2 separate regions of the Homo sapiens genome follow, and region 1 is linked to region 2. The links are chromatin contacts, found by Hi-C or POLR2A ChIA-PET in ENCODE. All regions are on one chromosome and are shown on one strand. Each heading gives the region's core, a stretch centred on a gene start or an enhancer-like site at or near the end of the contact. The rest is flanking DNA. Distances are from core to core; before and after follow the strand shown.

Region 1 (4,497 bases), core at 1,208-3,707, 100 kb after region 2:
GAGCCAAGGGAAAGGGCGGGCCACTGTCCAACCCAAAGAACAGGCCATAGTGGAAAAAGCCGCTGAGAGGCCCCAGACAGGGACTGAGATTGGGTTTGCTTCTGGTTAGCCACATGATCCCAGGCAAACCACTTTCCTTCTCTGGGCCTCAGTTTCCCCACCTGAAAATGGAAATAACGCTTGCTCGTGGTACAGAATTGTTATATCAAGTGGGGCGGGGGCGGTGGGGGGTGGGGATGGCGGGACGCAAACAGTGTGAGAGGACTCTGAGAGACATTCCCAAGGTGCAAGACAAATTCGATTTAGGTCGTTGCTGTTGCCATCACCCGCTCCCCACTCAGGGTTATAAGAACTGTACCTCAGGGTATGAACAGCCAGCCTGGTTTCATGGCTTCAGTTTGCTCCCCTCGACATTCCCAGGAGACCTGATCTGCATGCAAGCAGGTCACTTGCCTTATCCACTATGCCTGCCCACCTCCCAGAGGTCCCCAATTCAACCCCAGCCATGATCCTGAGGTACCTCCTTCCAAGACTTCCTTCACCGGCCAGAGGTAAACACGCTTGCTGGAACTGTCCCACCCACACCTCCCCTGCGCCACACCCCTGGCCCCCTCCTCCTCACCCACCTCCCTTCAGAGGCGAGAGCTGCACTTACATTCCTCGGCCCCAATTCTAATATTCAGGAACCTGTCAGGGCCTGCATCTGAGCTGAAGGCCGAGGATAAACCCAGCTGCTAACAATCTCTGAAGAGGTGTCACATTTTAATTAATAAACACGTTTGCATCCCTTGCTGCATTCAAAGGACCTTGGGAAAGCAAAGTGAGATGGAGCAGGGACCCCTTCAGGCACCTGCTGTGCCCTCCAATCATGAAAATAAAGGAAAATCTTGAGTTCTTTCCAGGGAAATTCCAGGCACCTAGCTGGTCCTGAGAAGTAAATGTGCAACCTGATAAGAAGGTAATCGTAGCTAAAATAATAGCAAGGAAGTCAGACCACACGAAACGTGTGGTTGCCTAAAGAAACTAAAGGTAACATCTTAGCATATGTCCTTGAGTTGTTTTTCAGAAACCCAGACCCCCACCAAATGGACTTGCTGGCACGCACACCTCGGATAAGAGGGAACTGAGAACTCAACTCTGCTCATCTTTCCCCATTGCACCCCGACACGCCCCATCCTCTCGTGGCTCTTGAACTCACCGTGTCCTCGCACCCTGTGACCAACCTTGGAAGGCCCTTGCTCAGTTCTCCCCTTCCCAGCCCAGATTAGGGATCGCTTTGACCAGGAAGCCTTTTTGGACACACCAGGCACAGCCAGGAATCCCTTCTCTGTTTAACCTGTGCACCTAGGACCATCTACATGGAATCATCATTGTCATCAATTTGTTAGTCTGCACAAGACTACATGCATCTTAACACAGGGTCCTTCTCTCTCCCCTGCACCCAGTACAGGCTCCACACACAGTAATCCATTAATAAAAACTGTCATAAGGGAACACTTAAATAAAAGAAATTTCAGTACAAAACAGATTTGAAGCACGGAAGCATGAACCTTCAAGCTGAAAGGAGACAACTGCCATCTAATCTCTTCATTTTACAGATGAACATGGGAACAGTTAGCTGTGAAGCCTTGGGCTGTCGTCCGCCTCCAACCCCTGGGGCTCTGACCACACCCAGCCCCAGCTCAGATCATCTTGCTCAAAGGGCCGAAGGAGGACCCATCTCCACACCTTCCACATGTAGATATCCTCAACGTTCTTCACAGAGGGGATGCCCGCACCCCGCCCCACCGAGTTCGCGGCTGCTGTGCCCATCTTCCTAGAGAGGAGTTCTCCGCCACACCCGACACCACACACTTCCAACTTCTGCGGTGCTTCCCTCTCACTTATCTCCACCCCCAATCCTTATCCCCGCTCGTTTAATCACACATTTATTGGTCACCTACTATGTGTCTGTCACTCTGCAGCGAGCATTGGGGTTCCTGCCCCCAGAAACTGATCTATCAGGGAGGCGAACAGGGACGGGGAACTCGGAACAACGGGACAGCCCAGGAGAGACCGCCCGCGGGCGACCCCTCTACTCGCCACCGCGTCCTCCCTCCATTCTCACTAGCCTCCCTCCTAACCTCGCTGCCCTGGCCTGGCGCCCTCCCCACCCTCGGCCGCGCCCCTTTCCCCTCGGCTGTGTCGGGGCAGAGGGAACGCTTGAGACCCGGGGCTCGGGGGGCGCGCGGGGCTCGGGGCACCCCAGGCCCCCGCCCCATCCCTCCGCCCCAGCCCGGGCCGGGCGGAGGCAGCACGGGAGGAGCGGGGCCGGGCGCTGGTCCATCCCTCGCACCGCCCCTCCCCGCCCAAAATGCAGAGGGACTCGGAGGGAGGCGACGGGGAAATAAATACCTTTGACTTTGTGGCTAAGGTTAACGGGAACTGCCACCCCGAGGGCGACTTGGGCACCGGGCTCCCGGCCCTGGCCATTCCCGGGGCAGGCGGGGCGGGCACGGGTGCCTGATTGGCTGGCGGGCCTGGCCATCCCCGGGGCCGCCCAGCCACTCCATTGGCTGCGCCGCTCAGATGACCCGCCCGGCCCTATCGGAGCAGCCCGCGGGGCGGCTCCTTTGTTCTCTGGAGCCAATAGCCGAGGGGGGAGGGCTGACCTCGCCCCCGGCGGGCGCGCAAGGCCCGGGCGCCGTGAGCGCGCTAGCCGCCGGCCGCGGGGAGGAGACCTTGGGAGGTCGGGCCCCAGATGGCCGGCGGCGTCCTGGCACCCCTGCCAGGCCTGGACTCCGCGTGCGACCCCGTTGTAACGCCTGAACTCAGCGCACGTTCGCCGAGCGCCACAGCGCGCCGGACGCTGTTTCTCCCTGCTGGGGACCCATCAGGGCCCGGACAGAAACCCCGGCTGAGGCTGTGGCTGCCCTCAAGCCGCGATAGCCCCACCGTGGGGTGTGATAACTTTTAGGGTTCACTACGAGGGACCTTAGAAATCATTATACCCGACCCCTTCGTTTTCTGTTTCAGGGAGGTGGTCTCGCTCAGACCCCAGTGGCGCGATCATGGCTCAGTGCAACCTCGAACCCGTGGCTCAACCGAACCTCCCAACCTGCTAACTTTTTAAATATTTTGTAGAGATGGGGGTCTCGCCATGTTGCCCAGGCTGGTCTCGAACTCTTGAGCTTAAGTGACCCTGCGGCCTCGGCCTCCCAAAGTGCTGGGATTACAAACCCGCGCCCGGCCTAATCCCTTTGTTTTCTAGCTGAGGAACGGCTCTGAGGTTACGTTACTAGGTCGGGTTACTAGGTAGGGTTCCCGTGAGCGGAATCATCTCCGCCCAGTTGCCACCCCGGTCCAGACTGCCAGACCTTCAGGAAGGAGTATCTTCGCAACTCCCCACCCCATTGTAAGGAAATTCCTCACACTTCTCCCTCAAAGGGGGCGCAGCTGGGTCAACTCCCACTGGCAGGATGCTCTCCGGAGCTGCTAGAAGCTGCCTCTGGGGCATGAGGTAGATACAGACAGAAGCTGGGCCTCTGAGACTCTACAAACGGTTGCTGTTGGGCAGGCGGACCTTATTTTCTTCAGTCAACAGCTGATTAAACATTTGCCACAGGCCCGGCTGCGGTTTAGCCTCAGTAGCACAGCAGGAACTGGGGACTGAGATTCGATTTTGTCACTAACTTCATGTGTACTTTTTATAAAAGATACTTTTCTGTTTCTGGACTTTGACTTATTCGTCTATAAAATAGGGTTAATAATTTTCTAGTTGCCTGCATACCTTACTGAGTTTTTACCGTTAATTTGGTTATATTATCTATAGAAGGATTTGTAAAATACAAAATCATACACACCCTATAAAGAGGCCACACATCACTAGCTATCAACACTTTGGAGTCTCATTCTCCTGTTTATTTTTTTAAAGACGGGGTCTTGCTATGTTTCCCAGGTTAAAGTACAGTGGCTATTCACAGGCACAATCATAACGCACTTCAGCCTCAAACTCCTGGCCTCAAGGGATCCTCCCACCTGAACTACACCTGAGACTACTGGCATGCACCACCACACCTAGCTTATTTTCTAGAAGAGTACCTAGAAGAGGTTCTACGAAGGCTTGTGGAATACATTCCTGTTGCTGAGACCAGTATTCTAGTTCCAGATTTGCCACTGGCTACAAGTGTTGAGACAGAGCAGGAACCTCTCTTAGGGGTCTGCCACCAGCCCCCCATTCAATGCACGAAAATAAAGAAACATTTGAGTCCCTTCAAGGGAAATTCCAGGCACCTAGCTAGCCCTGCAACCAGCAATTAGGGAAGTGAATGAATGACCTGCTAAGCAAGAAAGTAGTAATAGTTTAAACAATAGTACCCAAATAAGAGTCACAAAACGTTAGCTTCCTTATAGAAACTGAAGATGACATCTTGACATATGTCCTTGAGTTGTTTTTCAGAAATTAGGACCCCCACCGGTGGGGGTCACTTCCACTCTCTGGGCCTGTTTCCTTCTTAC
Region 2 (4,712 bases), core at 846-3,345:
GTCTCTCAAGACACAAATAAAAGCGTCTTACACTTTTTTAAAAGAGGAAGGAGCAAAAGGAAGAGTGATCAAAATCAGGAAGGAAGGCTGCATGCTGACTCTGCATGTTCTCTGCAGAACCTCCAGTAAAAGTTCCTGAAACTAAAACAACAGGAAAAAGAAAAAGTCGAATAGGAATAATTGTGTGTGTGAATACCAGGGTGTTTTTTTTTTTTTTTTAAAGTAACAGTAAAAACACCACATTTTAGGCTTTTGGAGTCTTGCACCAACAAAGAAACAGTGCATAATTCTGTAGGACTGAGGAGGTAGAGAAAAGGCTGAGGAAAAAGAGGACTCTTAGAAACAGTGGGGAGGATCTCAGGATTTTTCTTTCTTTTAAATTAGTACTATATTTATTCTTTTTCATTACCTTGTTCCTTTTTTAATTTTTATTTCAATGGTTTTTGGGGTACAGGTGGTTTTTGGTTACATGGATAAGTTATCTAGTGGTGATCTCTGAGATTTTAGTGCACCCGTCACCCAAGCAGAGTACACTGGACCCAGTGTCGTCTTTTATCCCTCATCCCCCTCCCAATCTGCCCCCCTCCCAGTTCCTCAGTCCATTATATCATTCTCGTGCCTTTGCGTCCTCATAGCTTAGCTCCCACTAAGAAATGAGAAAATACACTATTTGGTTTTCCATTCCTGAATTGCAAGTGGGATCTCCCAGGGCACCACTGGACAGGTCAAATAATGACATTTTTCTAGAAATGGGACTTTTAAGGGGCTCTAACTCCATTCAGCTCCCTTCAGTGGCTTCCAGGCTGCTAGTTTTCATAGTGATTTTAGTTTTTTGGTTTTCAAGGTTACCACAGAGTTGGGGGTAATGAGAAAGGGGCAAGTTGAAACATGACAGAACTCACTATTCTTACTATTTTTCTTGAATGAACACTCTCAATATTGCTTCAAGCGTTGGGTTGATACCCAGAGTTCTGAAAAAAAAAAAAAAAAAAAGAGTTGATTCTGACTATTTTTTGACAGTGTTCTCTATCTTTGTGGAGATTTTTGGAGGACATTATTCTGCTATTCCCACTGACATCATCTCACAATTATATTTGTCTTATAAATATATAGCATTATGGTTGCAGTGTGAAAGGTAATTTGAGAGAAGCAAGCCTCGAAACAGGTTCAATCCAAAGAAACAGTTGCAACAATCCAGTCCAGAAACGATGGTGACCATAACTCGAGTAGAGATAAGGAAAAAAAAAAGTGGATGCTCCAGAGAGACATGAAGCCTTTATAATACACAACTCTTTTGTTATTTGTTGGAAGAAAGAGTCAAGGCTTCTGTCATGGACAACTAGACAGATTATGGCACCATTTGCAAAATAGGAAACCCAGGAAGGAAGGGATGAACAGCCAGTGGAGCCAAAAGTGGTGCCCGTGAGAACCTCATTACCCAGTGAAAACACAAATAGAAGAAAGACCAAAGGTGTTTAGCGCATGCTCCAATACCCAGTAGGCCTTGCAGTGTTGACTTGAAGCTGTGGTGGCCAACAGGATTGAAAGGCATGCTTTGTAGTTAACAGTGCCTAGTAAGCAGCACCCAGTGGAGAAGGATTTGGATCAGGACAAAAGTAAAACCAAGATAAACACCACGTGACAAGTGACAGAAATTTTCGGTAGCTAATGTAACTCATCCATTGGGAAACCTCAGAAATAAATTGAGGGAAACAGGAACTTGCTGGCAGCCCATAGTGCTGCAAGAGCAGGTGGGTTGCAAGCTAGGAAAACATTCATAATTATTGTCGACATGATGTCATTTTAAACTTCAGGTTACTGATGATTTTTGAAGGACAAATTACAAGTATATTCCCAGAGGGTCTTTTAGGCATGACACCTTGGCCCTGGCTTGACCCCTTTTAGTCTAGCCTACACGCTGCCCTATAATCTGTGGGTCAGGAAACGCAAGCCCGCCACACTACCACCCACCAACATACATGAGGACGATGTGAAGTGAAGAGCAATAAACAGGAAGTTTGTAGCTGAAGAGGAAAATGTATCATGCTGATCATGCTGTTCACAACTAGATTTTACACCAGTCTGTTGAGCACATCCTGTGTGTATTCACAGAAATACAGAGGTGCAAGAGTGAAGGCCACGGAGGTTTCTCATGAACATCAAGCTGCCTCTCATGGGAGAACGGGAGGTGGGCCTGCCGATGCCTTCATCTGCTAGGGAGGATGATAGTGTGCTAGTGGTAGAGGCTGGACCAGTGGGCCCATGGAACAAGCTAATGTAAGGATGAGCTAGGAAGGAGAGGGTTTTTACTGAAAAGGTGGATGCTTCATTTGAGGGAGGAGGAGAAGAGGCTCATAGCCAAGTGGCCTGGGGATTCTTCTAGGGAAGTGAGCTTGCTGGCAGGCTTCACAGATCATGTCAGCAACTTAGCTGACTCCCTTGCAGAAATTTAGCCAAATTTTATGGGACTTTCTGTCGTCATGGAATCACGAAACTATTTTTTTTTTTTTTACTCTTTATGCTAAGTTCATCACAAAAGCCTTGTTCTTCAGTAAATCTTGCTCAGTGCAGGAAAAGAGAGAAATGAAGTGAAAAGGATTGCTCTGAGGAAGGAGAGGAGGCTGGGGGTGCTGGATGACCCTTTGTGAAAAATAAGCATGTTCTTAGTGCATCAGCAAAACAGAGGCACTGTAAATAGGCAAAAAACATTTCCTTAGAAGTTACCTCTCCCACTCTCTAACCAAAAGAGGTCTGGATCATCTGTACATCCTGCAGTCTATCACATTGGTCCACTGTATCAGGGTCTCTCAGCCTTGGGACTATTGACATTTTGGTCCAGATAACTCTGTTGTGGGGGACTGTCGTGTGCATCTTAGGATGTTCAGTAGCATCCCTGGATTCTATTTACCACATACCAGTAGCACCCACTCCCTGTTGTGGCAACTAAAAAATTCTCCAGGAGGCTGGGTGTGGTGGCTCACGCCTGTAATCCCAGCACTTTGAGGGGCCAAGGCGGGCAGATCACGAGGTCAGGAGATCAAGACCATCCTGGCTAACACAGTGAAACCCCATCTCTACTAAAAGTAATTTTTAAAAAAAATTAGCCGGGCGTGGTGGTGGGCGCCTGTTGTCCCAGCTACTCGGCAGCCCGAGGCAGGAGAATAGCATGAACCTGGGAGGCGGAGCTTGCTGTGACCCCAGATCACACCACTGCGCTCCAGCCTGGGTGACTGAGGAAGACTCCGTCTCCAAAAAAAGAAAAAGAAAATTTCTCCAGGAATTGCCAAATGTCTTCTACAGGGCAAAATTGTTTCCAGTTGAGAACTAGCACATTACCTCAATGATGTCACATTGGAGAGGCAGGACAAGCAATAGGTGGCCAGCATGATAGTGGCCTTGGTAAGACACATATGTTTGAGAGAGTAGAATATCAGTTCTGGACTTCCAGCTCAAGGAGGGTCTTCAGTGAGACATGGAGGATGTCCGCCAATTATGGCAGTGAGGAAGGGATGCCACTCTTGAAGGCTTTCACTTCAAGAAGAAACTTGCCATTCAGCTCCAGCTGCAACACTGTCAGGTCCCATCTGAGCTTCTGAGCTGAAGCCATGCTTTCTCCAGCCAGTCCCCAGCCTAAAGCGGAGCACAGCAGAGCTCCTAGTGTCTGTCCAATGCAGGACTTGGCTATTAATCTGTCTTTGCCCCAGAATTCCCTATTGAGTTGGCCTGGGCTTTGCCAGGCTCTTCCTGCCCAACTCAGCTCCTCCCCACTTTTCTCTTGCAAGTGTCCAGTCTAAATGACAGTCTGAAGGCTTTCCCTGCCCAATTTGGCTTCTTCCCTCTTTTGTCTTTCATGAGCTTTCCCCATAAACCTCTTGTGCTCCTAACTCTTTCTCGGCATGTATTTCTCAGAGAAACTGACACAGCAGTATTGTTGCCCCGTTCAGACTTGGACCTGAAGGAAAACAGCAAGGTATGTTAGAGCCAACCTGTGAGAGGATGCCACATTGCTTAGCCCACACATCACCCACCTTGTGCAGCTCCCAGTGTCACCTGCTCAGCCATAGGTAGCACACTGGGATTTGTTTCTGCCTTCAGGCAGAAGGGAAGCTCAGGGAAGAAGCACAAAATGCCTTTCAGACCTTATTCCTCCCATGTTTCTGGTTCTAATACTGGTTACATTTATTTGTCCTTGCTATACTTAGATGTCCAGAGTGAAAGATAACTGAGCTGTCAGGGACCTGCCACACAAATGGCTGTCACCCAGTCTAAATGAAGGTCCTCAGGCACCAAAGATACAAAAACCTCGCCTGAGTCAAGGTATCTAAACATCTCAATTGTCTCTTCATGAAGGTATGCTGCTTCCCTAAATCACAAAAATAGAAATCAGAAAGAGAATGTGAATTCATAATGATTCATCTTTATTATTTGATTCAACTAAATATATTTACACACTTTTTTTTACTTTCCAATTTTTATTTCAGGTTCAAGGGGTACATGCACAGGTTTGTTACATGAGTAAGTTGTGTGTCACAGGGGTGTGGTGTACAGGTAATTTTGTCACCCAGGAAACCAGCATAACACGCAATAGGCAGCTTTTCAATCTTCACCCTCCTGCCACCCTCCACCCTCAAGTATACCCTGGTGTCTATTGTTCCCTTCTTTGTGTCTACGGCACACACATTTTCTAGAAGTTATTGTGTTAAGGGTTATAT

What was found. Hi-C counts contacts between places; a loop is a spot of excess contacts on that map. ChIA-PET counts read pairs that join two places held with the same protein, here RNA polymerase II (POLR2A). Pooled maps may share reads with other maps.
Region 1: a loop to region 2 is called in a pooled map, with 2.6 times the contacts of the local background. The contact joins the promoter of ZNF775 here to the enhancer-like site in region 2. A Hi-C loop is called at or near these places in 4 of 50 pooled maps. POLR2A ChIA-PET finds 5 or more read pairs at or near these places in 2 of 52 experiments (CD4-positive, alpha-beta memory T cell and HepG2).

Annotation. Positions count from the first base shown.
Region 1 is chr7:150,377,290-150,381,786 of GRCh38, reverse strand. It overlaps ZNF775 (zinc finger protein 775), which reads right to left and starts at 2,457. Exons shown (of 3, transcript NM_173680.4): 1 at 2,395-2,457. ZNF775-AS1 (ZNF775 antisense RNA 1) reads left to right here. Exons shown (of 2, transcript NR_183445.1): 2 at 1,599-1,942. RefSeq lists enhancers at 1,239-1,298, 3,309-3,468 and a silencer at 2,089-2,898.
Region 2 is chr7:150,479,079-150,483,790 of GRCh38, reverse strand. GIMAP8 (GTPase, IMAP family member 8) reads right to left here. Exons shown (of 5, transcript NM_175571.4): 5 at 4,398-4,712. Among named protein-coding and RNA genes, the nearest start is that of GIMAP8, 31 kb to the right of the region's middle. RefSeq lists a silencer at 4,012-4,246. Within about 2 kb of position 2,095, at least 5 of the 41 ENCODE cell types and tissues checked have a DNase peak (open chromatin) inside an H3K27ac peak, as active enhancers do.